4 separate regions of the Homo sapiens genome follow, and regions 1, 3 and 4 are each linked to region 2. Evidence: chromatin contacts called from ENCODE Hi-C or POLR2A ChIA-PET data. All regions are on one chromosome and are shown on one strand. The core of a region is the stretch at or near the end of the contact, and the rest is flanking DNA. Distances in the headings are between cores, read along the strand shown. Region 1 overlaps ATXN1 (ataxin 1). Region 2 overlaps ATXN1 (ataxin 1). Region 3 overlaps ATXN1 (ataxin 1). Region 4 overlaps ATXN1 (ataxin 1).

Evidence for each region. Hi-C counts contacts between places; a loop is a spot of excess contacts on that map. ChIA-PET counts read pairs that join two places held with the same protein, here RNA polymerase II (POLR2A). Pooled maps may share reads with other maps.
Region 1: a loop to region 2 is called in a map with no recorded cell type, with 4 times the contacts of the local background. The contact joins two enhancer-like sites. A Hi-C loop is called at or near these places in 2 of 168 maps with a recorded cell type or tissue (PC-9 and naive thymus-derived CD4-positive, alpha-beta T cell), 5 of 37 single-sample maps with no recorded cell type and 8 of 50 pooled maps. POLR2A ChIA-PET finds 5 or more read pairs at or near these places in 4 of 52 experiments (AG04450, CD8-positive, alpha-beta memory T cell, activated B cell and 1 more).
Region 3: a loop to region 2 is called in a pooled map, with 4 times the contacts of the local background. The contact joins two enhancer-like sites. A Hi-C loop is called at or near these places in 1 of 37 single-sample maps with no recorded cell type and 2 of 50 pooled maps. POLR2A ChIA-PET finds 5 or more read pairs at or near these places in 3 of 52 experiments (H1, Panc1 and T-cell).
Region 4: a pooled map shows a loop between it and region 2 (4-fold over the local background). The contact joins two enhancer-like sites. A Hi-C loop is called at or near these places in 1 of 168 maps with a recorded cell type or tissue (naive thymus-derived CD4-positive, alpha-beta T cell), 1 of 37 single-sample maps with no recorded cell type and 8 of 50 pooled maps. POLR2A ChIA-PET finds 5 or more read pairs at or near these places in 2 of 52 experiments (activated CD4-positive, alpha-beta T cell and activated naive CD8-positive, alpha-beta T cell).

The regions. Positions count from the first base shown.
Region 1 is chr6:16,711,801-16,714,649 of GRCh38, forward strand. All of the region lies in intron 2 of ATXN1 (ataxin 1), which reads right to left. Among named protein-coding and RNA genes, the nearest start is that of ATXN1-AS1, 48 kb to the right of the region's middle. Within about 2 kb of position 1,496, at least 28 of the 41 ENCODE cell types and tissues checked have a DNase peak (open chromatin) inside an H3K27ac peak, as active enhancers do.
Region 2 is chr6:16,472,001-16,474,813 of GRCh38, forward strand. All of the region lies in intron 6 of ATXN1 (ataxin 1), which reads right to left. Among named protein-coding and RNA genes, the nearest start is that of GMPR, 230 kb to the left of the region's middle. RefSeq lists an enhancer at 1,176-1,255. Within about 2 kb of position 1,296, at least 3 of the 41 ENCODE cell types and tissues checked have a DNase peak (open chromatin) inside an H3K27ac peak, as active enhancers do.
Region 3 is chr6:16,635,180-16,638,012 of GRCh38, forward strand. All of the region lies in intron 3 of ATXN1 (ataxin 1), which reads right to left. Among named protein-coding and RNA genes, the nearest start is that of ATXN1-AS1, 120 kb to the right of the region's middle. RefSeq lists an enhancer at 1,029-1,198. Within about 2 kb of position 1,278, at least 6 of the 41 ENCODE cell types and tissues checked have a DNase peak (open chromatin) inside an H3K27ac peak, as active enhancers do.
Region 4 is chr6:16,668,901-16,671,794 of GRCh38, forward strand. All of the region lies in intron 2 of ATXN1 (ataxin 1), which reads right to left. Among named protein-coding and RNA genes, the nearest start is that of ATXN1-AS1, 91 kb to the right of the region's middle. RefSeq lists a silencer at 1,796-1,875. Within about 2 kb of position 1,346, at least 19 of the 41 ENCODE cell types and tissues checked have a DNase peak (open chromatin) inside an H3K27ac peak, as active enhancers do.

The sequences.
Region 1 (2,849 bases), core at 246-2,745, 240 kb after region 2:
AGAGACAGGGTTTCACCATGTTGCCCAGGCTGATCTCGAACTTCTAGACTCAAGCAATATGCCTGCCTTGGCCTCTGGCTAGCATTTTTTAAATTAACTGTTGCTACCTGCAACAATACAGATGATCTCAAAAATGATATGCTGAACAAAAGAAAGCAGATACGAAAAAGTACTGACTGATTCCATTTGTATGAAGCTCAAGAACAAACAAAATTCAATTACAGTGACAGAAATCAAAGCAGTGGTTGATGACGGGGAGGTGGAAAGTTGACAGGAAGGGGGCAGAGGGGCTCTGGGGTGATGGAAATGTCCCATATCTTGATTAGGATGCTGATTATGTGGATGTATGCATTCATCAAAACTCATTGCGCTGTACGCTTAAGATGTGTTGATTTCACTGTATGTTCTCCCTAAATAGAAACTAATTTATTAGTGAAAAGAAAGATGTACTTTCTTTTCACTATTAATAATAAACTAATTTATTAGTGAAAAGAAAGATGTACTTTCTACCTGGAGGGTCTGTGGGGATAACCCCTATTCCGTACAAAGGAACAGTGAACATGCTTGAGTGAAAACAGCCACGCAAGGCAGACAGCAAGTGAGAAACGCCTAAGGCAGGGGAAGAACGGTGGTCTGCTACAGTGAGAAGAGAAATAGAGAAGACTGAGTCAGAAGGGGAAGGTATACACCAAACAGGAAGACACGAGTGAACTGAACGCAAGAAGTAGAAAGTAAGAGACCTAAATTCGTGTTTCCAAATAATCCAGTTACCACATTACACTCAAAAAAAGAACCAAAGGCAGTTTTATTTGGAAATTGTTCTCTTCCTCCCTCGACACCTCTGTTAATCAAATTGGAAGCTAGGGGAGGGAACTGAGTAAAGGCAGGGACCTGAACATATCCCTCCGTTTTTGCTTTTTTTTTTTTTCTTTTGCCCCTTAATCAGCCACCTTCAAAACAGTGCCTTTCTAGGGCTAACGTCCTGCCTGTGGCATCTCATCACTGATAAACATCAGGAAGTAACTGCCATTCGCCATTTATAGATTTATATGTACCTGCTAGGATAATGAGATTCACAATCTGTTCATTCCCTTAGTAACTGAATGAAACTCACAAATGGCTACGAGGGAGTATCCTAGTTCACTGAAGCCCAAGCTGGCCTCAGGAACCAGAGATAACATTTCTCCTTTTTCCAGCTGAATTACTAAGACAAGCAAGAGATGACTCATAATAAGCATAGTTGATGAAGCAATTAATGCCAACTCTTCCTCTCTGAGTCATCCCTTCCAGTGAAAGAATCGCTAGGAGTATTAACCCTGGCTGAAAAAGTAGATGCCATGTGAGCACATTAAACTTTACCAAACAATGGAGTGGTAAGGGAAGAGTTGGAGGGTTTCTGTCCAAACTATCTGAATCTAGAGGGACCGCTCCATGAATAAGTTTCAATACAATTGCGGTAATCAGCACCGCTTCCTCTATTTCAATTTACAAACGCTGGGTTTACAGGAATAGCTTTCTGAGACATTCCTATAAAATTAGCTTACTCACTGAATTTTTAAAAAGGAGAACAAAGCCAAAGGACGCCATTGGCCTCTGGGGGCGTATGTGTGTGAACAAGCTGATGCTGTGTAGAAATGATGTGTCAATATCATTTGGGCTACTTGTGTGAAAACTGCTCAATCCAAGAGTTACTTCTTGTTTCTACTGACTGAACATGAAGAGAGAACCAAATATTCCAGACAGGGAAAGAATCTGAGAAAACATAGAGTGGAGTGATTTCAGTGTGTGTATATGAAGAAGGGGGAGCAAATATAAAATCCAACTGGATGCTTTTCATCCTCCATGCAGTTCTCCACCCGCTTACTACCCCTCACTTAAAGTGTGGTCCTGGGGCCAGCAGCATCAGTTTCACGGAGGGATTTGTCAGAAATACATATTCTCAGGCTCCACCCTAGAACTATTAAATCAGAACCCCTGGGCCTGGCGCCCAGAAATCTGTGGTCTAAACAAGCCTTCCAGGTGCCTCTGATGCAAACATTCAATAAAATGTAATCGTCAAATCTTAACTGGTCCCTGGCCGCGCGTAGTAACTCATGCCTATAATCCCAGTACTTTGGGAGGCCAAAGCGGGTGGATCACATGAGGCCAGAAGTTTGAGACCAGCCTGGCCAACATGTGAAATCTCGTCTTTATAAAAATACAAAAATTAGCCAGGCGTGGTGGTGTGCACCTCTAGTCCCAGCTACTTGGGAGGTTGAGGCAGAGAATCACTTGAACCCAGGAGGCGGAGGTTGCAGTGAGCCAAGATCACACCACTCCATGCCAGCCTGGGCGACAGAGTAAGACTGTAGAAAAAAAGAAAGAAAAAAAAAACCACACACCACACACACACACACACACACACACACACACACACACACACACACCAAAACCTGGCCCCATTTGCATGTACTACTGCTACACTCATCCCTCACTCCCACCCACCTTTCGGAGGTAGGCCGCCCATCACTAGATTTAGCAGAGCATCCGCTGACTGAAATGAGACACAGCTGGGAGGCACCCACCACCACCCGCCTTTGTAGAACAGCTACCCAAAAAGACAAGGATAGCAAGTCCCCTGAAGCTTTTCCAATCTATTCCTTTTTGTGATTGTTTTCCTTTTGAAATAGTGTTAACACATTTTAAAATTATATACATATTCATTTTGAAAAATACAGAAATGGCAAAGAAGAAAGTAAAAACCTCCCAGCTGACACTTAACATTTGTCCCATCTTTTTCTAAGCATCAATATATAAATATTTAACAGTATATACATGTTACTTAATTTTTAAAATTTGTAATTGTATAT
Region 2 (2,813 bases), core at 46-2,545:
CAGGAGGTGGTTTTAATCACAGTGTTGACTTTGATTGCATACCCATGTCCCTGGCAGCTTAGAATGGTTACAGCGCTTAAGGTAACATACAAAGTGCAGATGAGTAAGAAAAGAACCTGACAAAACTCAGTGAAATAACACGCAGGTGGCAGCATATGCACACCTGCGTCTTCACCCCACTTCCAAAAATAAGAAGATTCTATTTTTTTTTACTGTCTACTCCATACACTCTAGAACAGATTACATACATATTTATAAAGAGAAATGTATTGTTTCAATATTTTATGCAAAACTTCATGTAAGGTCATGTGTTTGTACAGCACAAAACATGGAATTGGGTATCTCTCCAGTCACCTATAAAGCTGAGCTCATCCCTTCTTCTGGCACTTGTTCTATACTGTGTTCTGGAAGCCAGACCAGATTGAACACAGCAAACCATATCTTCCTTTCAGTATAGAATGCAATGAGTCAGTGTTTATGCAATGATCTGCTATTAAAGCAAATAAGCAGAATCAGGAATTCCAAAACATGCCATGTTTTCATTTCCATTTCACATGAGTATAAAGCTCACCAAATTTGGGCACTTTAAATTATGAAGTCTCCTATCACACACTTCTTTATCAGTCCTCCACATAATTGTTTAACTAAGACTCTGATAAAAATGTCAAAAATGCTTGCCATGGTTCTCAGCAGCAAACAAATGCCTGCAGGCTCCGAGCATGCCCTGGGGTTTTTCAAACCCTCTCCTGTCTTTGAAAATGCATCCCATTCAGTTAGCAGTGCTGGTGATAAGACATGGCACGCAGAGGGTCTAAACCACCACCCCTAAAGGTGCCAGAGCAGAACCCTGCATTGAGTTTAATGCTGACAGAGCACTCCAATCAGTCAGTCTGTTCGAACTCTTTGATTGGAGAAAAGGTCAGAATCTGAGCTACAAAAGTGGCCTGCCTGCCCCTGGAAGATTAGGTCCTGGGTTTTTAGTTTTCCTTCTTGTCTTCCTCTGTTCCCACAATTCCCATTTATTTTCAATTATTTGGTTAGGGAAGGTGTCCCTCAAGGAAAAGAGCATAGGAATGAAGGCTGCCTGCCCTACTTGTAGACTCTTCTGTATGTTCTTTTTTAATGAAAAAAATTAGAAAACTTGGCAAATTATTATCTGCATCGCACACATTTTGATGCTCCCCTCCCTCAATTTTACCTATAAAAGATACCACTTCCAACATTTGAGTTATAACCCCAAGGACTGAAAAATACCCAGCCACTCCGACCCGATATCAGGCAGTTTCAGTGACAACAAACTGGTCCCCAAACGTACCGGTGAAAACCACACGTTCTCACTCTTGGCGACTTGAATTTGGTGAAATGAAACAGTCATTTCTATTTTTGCCTTTTGAAAGAGTTATGCTTAAAGGTGTAGTGAAAAGGTCAGATCTGGAAATTAATGGGTAAGCATGGTCCTATCCGAGGTCAGAGAAGCATTTTGAGAGTGCCCCAGAGCCTTTAGAACACATTGTTTATTTTGAGGTCAAAGGGAAAAACATGTTGGAAGGAAAAGAGTCTTTGGCTGGGTGATGACAATGACAAGAAGACACTTCCAGAGACTGGAATCTCTTTGACTCAGCCCCTTGGTAGGTGTTTATTTAGAACCCAAGGACATTGGAGTCTGGCAGGATCCCACAAAGGAGCGAGGTGAGGAACACTGGTGGAGTTCTCCCACCAGATTCATACGGATATTGCTGATGACCTGAGCCTCTGTCTTTTCTGCTCTACCTTGAAGGGCCTCCAACCTCTTTTCTGGTCACATTGTTCTGAAAGTACACGTCAGCTTTGAGCCACCTCTCAGTCAAGTCCTTCCATCTTCTCCTATGCTATCCCTGGGTCATCTCTTTGGAAACTTCCTGAATTGTCTAGGCTAACGAGTGTTTTTAGGCTTCTACCACCTAACCATGTCTCTACACATCTCATTGATCATGTCAACATCCTGCTTAAACTCTTTCAATGACCACTCCCCTGTCTTCAAGATAAACTCTAAACTCCTCAGCAGAACTTACTGAAAAGACACTTTATGATCTGGCTTTTTCTTCATGAGACTTCACATATGCCTGACTCCAGCCACTCCAAACTACTTGCTGTCTTCCAACATGCCATGTTCTCTCTTACCTTTGAGCTTTGCTCATGTTGTCCTCATGTGACTAGAGCTGGAGTTTCCCCATCCTTTGAACTGAACAAATTAAGTAATTTGCTTTGGTTAAAGGGAAATTAGCAAGCATCTTGAAGCAGAGCTTGAAAAGCACTCATGCACTGGGGCTTGCCCTTTCTTGCTGCTTTTGGGAACCCTTAGCCTGCAAAGTGAAGAAGCTCAGACTAGTCTACTGGAGGATGAGAGGCCACCTGAAGCAGAGACAAGCTGTCCCAGCTGAAGATCACCCATCTCTCAGGCAAACCAGCCTTCTAGTAGCTATGTGAGTGAGACCATGCTGGATTAACCAGTCCCAGCCAAGCTGGCCCAGACTAAAATAGTCCAGGTGACCCACAATCATAAGATTGTGGTCTTGGCCCTTAACTGTTGGGATGGCTTGTTACACAGTATATGCTAACTGATACATCCACTTTGTTTTCTGGTTAACATCTACTCCTCATTCAAGTCTGAGGATGAAAGCTTCCCTGATCCCAGAAGATGCCATGCTGGTCTGCATCCATGGCAACCTGTGGGTACCATTAGGAGAGAGCTGGTCATGGTGTAAAGGAATTGCCTGTTTTCTCATTTCTTTCCCCAGTGACTGAAAGCTCCTTTAACTACTGTAGGTGCCTAG
Region 3 (2,833 bases), core at 28-2,527, 160 kb after region 2:
ACCCTCTTTATGAGAATCTAATGCCTGATGATCTGTCACTGTCTCCCATCACCCCTAGATGGGACCGTTTTGTTGCAGGAAAACAAGCTCAAGGATCTCACTGATTCTACATTATGGTGAGTTGCATAATTATTTCATTATATATTACAACATAATAATATAAATAAAGTGCACAATGAATATAAATGCATTTGAATCATCCCAAAACCATCCCCCGCTCCACCCTAGTCTGTGGAAAAACTGTCTTCCATGAAACCAGTCCCTGGTGCCAAAAAGGTTAGGGACCACTGGTCTAGAGAGAAGGAGCTCTTCTTACACACTGCCCAGAAACTGAGGATGTGACAGAAGTTCAACGAGAGCTAACTAAACAACTAAGTAGCAACCTGACAAGGGCTCAGACAGCTCCAACTAAACCTACACTGCTGCTGCCGCTTACAAAAGCTCATTCATATGTGTGAGTTCAGGCAAAAACACAGTCGTTATCTGATTCTTTAGGCAGGACATTGACCAGATAAATAAATATGTCTGAATCTGCAGAGAAATAATTTCAAAAGGGCTTCAGAAGGAGAAGGAAAATCCACTGTAGCCAGAAGCATCCAAAAGCATCCTGAAAACATGAGTGGAGGAAGGCTGAGCAGGTGTGGGCTGGGGAGGCAGGCAACCCCGCACAGCAGCCAGCACAAACACAAAGCGACGACGCCCACTGTGCTGGGGAAGCACAGGCAGCACAGTCCGTGCAAGGGAAACGCGGCTCCCTACAAGGTGTTTTCAAGGTTCCGGTTTCCCCAGAGCACAACCCTAACCTCAGGCAGTGCACAGTTCTCCCAATAAAAGTCACTCGCCCGTGGAGATCACCGAACACCTGAATTGACACCACGGGCACTTCCAACCTGTGTTCCTGACCACCCTCCCCATGACCTGCCTCCCTTACATCATTTCTGTTTTCCTTTCCCATGGTCCTGTGACTTCTCTTACTCTTTCAAATGCAAAATGTCACAGCTGAAGGGAAGGAACCTCCAAGGATGATCTGGGCTACTGCTTTCTTCTTCATAGGGGAGGAAACTGAGATTCCAGAGAGGTTGGTAACTTTCCCAAGGTTACAAAATTAGCAGTGCAGCCGGAACTGAAACCTACATTGTGTGACCACTCTCCTCCTCCCAAAGCAATTTAGTTTCCAACTGGACCTCATCTGCCTACTTGTTTCTCCCCCAGCCCCCAGGCAGCCCTTCACTGTGGCTGCTGAGTCATCAGGATGAGCTTTGTTCTCAAGCAAGCCACTGGGACAGGCCCTCATGTCTTGAGTAGGACAAAGTATATTTGGCCACTCCCCACTTTGTGGTCACCCTGCTCTGCCTGATGCATGGGCACCTTCTGCCCATGACAACTGTCATTCGCCCTGAATAGTCTATGCCATCACACCTCCTTATGGCTACTAACATAAAAGGTAAGTGACTAATAAATGGTATCATGAATTAATATGAAACCTTTTATACAGACAAATATTTGATTCCTCAGTTATATTTTCTTGGGATCTTTTCTTCCCAGGTCATAGCAGTGCTGTTTCAACAGGAAATGTCATAGCTTGAATGCCAGGTGCACTTTAAAAAATAATCTAAACTAAATTAGCTTTTACACCTAACGACGGCCTGGGAATAATAAAGGAACTCTTTGAAAAAGGAAGAAAGTGGAGAAATAGGAACACTTTTACACTGTTGGTGGGCCTGCAAACTAGTTCAACCATTGTGGAAGACAGTGTGGCGATTCCTCAAGGATCTAGAACTAGAAATACCATTTGACCCAGCCATCCCATTACTGGGGATATACCCAAAGGATTATAAATCATGCTGCTATAAAGGCACATGCGCACGTATGTTTATTGCGGCACTATTCACAATAGCAAAGACTTGGAACCAACCCAAATGTCCATCAATGATAGACTGGATTAAGAAAATGTGGCACATATACACCATGGAATACTATGTAGCCATAAAAAAGGATGAGTTCATGTCCTTTGTTGGGACATGGATGAAGCTGGAAACCATCATTCTCAGCAAATTATCGCAAGGACAAAAAACCAAACACCGCATGTTCTCACTCATAGGTGGGAATTGAACAATGAGAACACTTGGTCACAGGAAGGGGAACATCGCACACCGGGGCCTGTCATGGAGTGGGGGGAGGGGGGAGGGAAAGCTTTAGGAGATATACCTAATGTAAATGATGAGTTAATGGGTGCAGCACACCAACATGATACATGTATACATATGTAACAAACCTGCACATTGTGCACATGTACCCTAGAACTTAAAGTATAATAAAAAATAAATAAAATAAAATAAAAAAAGAAAAAGGAAGAAAGAAACTAATTGAGCACACTAGAAGTCAACAGCTGTTTCTCCAATTAGAGTCACCTATAACAAGTGAATTCTTAGCAGGGAAAATCACCTTAAAATATCCATGTCGAGTTAGGAAAAAATGTTTCATAAAATAGCTATTAAATTAATTTTCTTGAATTGGCATGGGACAAGAAGCTATATAGTTCAGTTCTGCTAAACACCTAAAAAACTCTGATATACTACAGCTACGCCAGGCAAATCGCAAGTTGTTGGGGGGCGATTCCCAGAAATATGTGAATCACGATTGTGACTCATCAGTTTGGGAAATTTAGGACATGATCACTATCAGTCAAACATGATATTATTATCTGCCAAATGTCCAAGATATAAATTTCCTTGGAAACAGCTGGCAGAGGTAGGCATAGCCCTTTAATTTTCCTAATTTGTGGGCTAGCAGATTTTTTGGAATTTCACATACTAGTATGAAAGAGAAATAA
Region 4 (2,894 bases), core at 96-2,595, 200 kb after region 2:
GGTAAGGATCTTTGTAATGAATATTATTATTTGGATGACAGACTGCAGGAAGCCCAGAATCCACCCCATTTTCTTGGCATCATAATTACTCTTTGAGAAATTGTGCTGTACACTTTGTATAAAATGAGAGCATGTAAATCAAGCAATAATAACAACAATCCTCCCATAGTATGTCAAACTCACGAGGCATTTCCTTCTCCTCCAAACCCTCCTTTCTCTCAGACAAACCAAGTAATTGAAGACATGTATTTTCAAGGAACATGGCTAAGAGCAGACTGTTTCTTTACCACATCAAACTTCTGTGCAGAAGTTAAGAAAGGAGAATCACTCTAATGCTTATTCCTAATGACTGTGATAGACTTTCTGCCTTGAATGGTGCATTTCCATTTGTAAGCTCCATTTATAGAATCACACAAGTTTTTGCCTTCCTCTGAAACCTAACACCCTGATCTTACCCTTTTTTGTATACATCACTCTTGGTGGAAATTTTCAACAACCACAAAGGTGGGGGAAAGGGCGTGGCGTACACTGACTCCTTAGTCATGTTTCCTGATGTTGCCATTTTAGTGTATTTTAAGTATTTACTTATGGCAACAATTATAGTTCACAAAGCACTGTTCTCTTTTTCCATCCGGCAGACCCCCTTGGTGTGCTCTACTACAAAAGGCAGTTTTCTGAATCACTGCTATTAATCAGTAAAGAATTGATGTCCCTATTTGGTGAATAGCAAACTGCTCCTATTGCTCTCTGAACTGAACTGAACAATCTTTTTTTTTTTTTTTTTTTTTTACTTTAAGTTCTGGGACAAATGTGCAGAACGTGCAGGTTTGTTACATAAGTATACATGTATCACGGTGGTTTGTTGTACCCTTCAACCCGTCATCTAGGTTTTAAGCCCCAAATGCATTAGGTATTTGTCCAAATGGAACTCAGCAGTCAGCAAAATATATTAAATTTGTCAGTTCTAGAATAACTCTTGTTGCCTACCTCCACATTCACATTGGTGATGTCTACTCCCTGTCCTCACTCCTGAGCACCTGTCACCTCAGACCACACCACTGAAGCTGACCACCCCATGACCCCCAACCAAGAAAGGGTAAGCCAACACAGAGAAGCCAGGGTGGGCGCTCAGAGAGACTCCTGGGTCTGGTCACTTCTGTGGGTCCACTAAGCCTGTTCCTGGTACCCCAATATCACTAAGTGGCCCAACTTAGAAATACTAGAATCAACTCCTCTGCCTTCCCCCTTATTCCACAGGTCAGCAGGGACCAAATCCTATCAATTCTATTTCCTGGTTATGCTACTTGAATCCTTCCCTTTCTGCCTCTCCAGCAAGTCTGGCTCTGCCGTCACTCACCCCTCGTGCCCTCTCACCCAGATGTCTGCCTGCTCTCATGGTTCTCCAATCACCTCTCCAGAATGCCACAAAAGCTGGCTCTAGAAAATACAGATCTGATCCTTGTACTCTCCAAACTGAAAACCATGGTGACTGCAGTATACTCTCCAAACTATCACTAAAGAGGAAGGGGGATGTGAAACATATACAGTACATTACTCTCTGCGATCTTCCTCTGTGCTATCAACAAGCAAGAAAAAAGAGATCTGGAGAAAACAGATGTGGAGGATACATGCAGAGGACCAAGAACCAAGATTTTATTCAGATTTCCTTCCGTTTTTACTTGGCTCATCTATATTTTGGGTCAGTTTTTTAGAACTCAATTTGACTTTTAATCATTAAAAATGATCCTAGAAGCATGTCCTGTGAGGCACTGCCAAGTCGCATTGATGCATTTCATTACTGCTTGAAAGGCCACATATTCAAAACACTACTAGAAGTCAGGCTAAAGAAAATAAAATGATTTTGGATATTTTTAAGCAGTTACTAAAACAGAAACAAATGTTATTTTTAATCTCTGGCTCACTGTAAACTGACAAGATATGAATATGAATTTTACCAAGTAATGTATAATAACTGCTTCTGCTCACCACAACCACATGCCAACAACTCAATTTTATATTTCATTTCGATGTTACATGTGGAACATATAATCTAGATTACAAACCATCCTCATTACAGTCCATTTACTCTAGCTAATTTTTGATAGCATGACATCATTAGCATAAAAAAGCTTAGTGAATAACTATTCTGAAATTTGCTTTTATAAAAGTCCTTGCAAAGTTTTACATTTCTAAACAAGTGAAAACCAATAGCTGAAAAATTGTAAGATGATGCCATAATTGTCCAAATGTTGCTCAGTTCACCAACAGGCTTACTGAGTAGGTTCTTTAGAAAGAAATTCTGCCAGGTAGTTTGTAATAAGAAGTATCTGCTATGGATCATGCCTTTACAAAGTTTACATTCCAGCAGGGAGGAAAGCATGTACACAATTGGCACTTTTCTTTTCTTTCTTTTTTTTTTTTTTTGCAGTAACGTAACAGAATAAGAGAAGTACAAAAGAGCTACAAAGTCTCAAAAGAGGAACCATTTTATGCAGGAGAGGGTATCAGGAAAGATTCTGGTAAGAAAGTGGGCCTCAGGAGCTAGGCAGATGGGAATTTTGAACTCTAAGTGTCTATTTCTGAAGTGAAACTAATCAATGTGTTTCTACAGTTAACATTTATTGAGCAACTACTATGTGTCACAAAGTTCATAAATGTTATCTCTAAGCTTCCAAACAAACATGGAATGACAGCCTGGTTACAAATGATTAAAAAGGGACTCACAGAGTCTATTAACATTCCCAAGAGTCATTAGTTCTTACTGAACATTAGTAAGCCAAAGGCATATTTATATCAACACAAGAGTTAATCACACAGAAAAGATGACAGTCTTAATTCGAACAATCAAGGGTCAAAATCATTATATATTTTGAATACGAATATGGTTGAATATG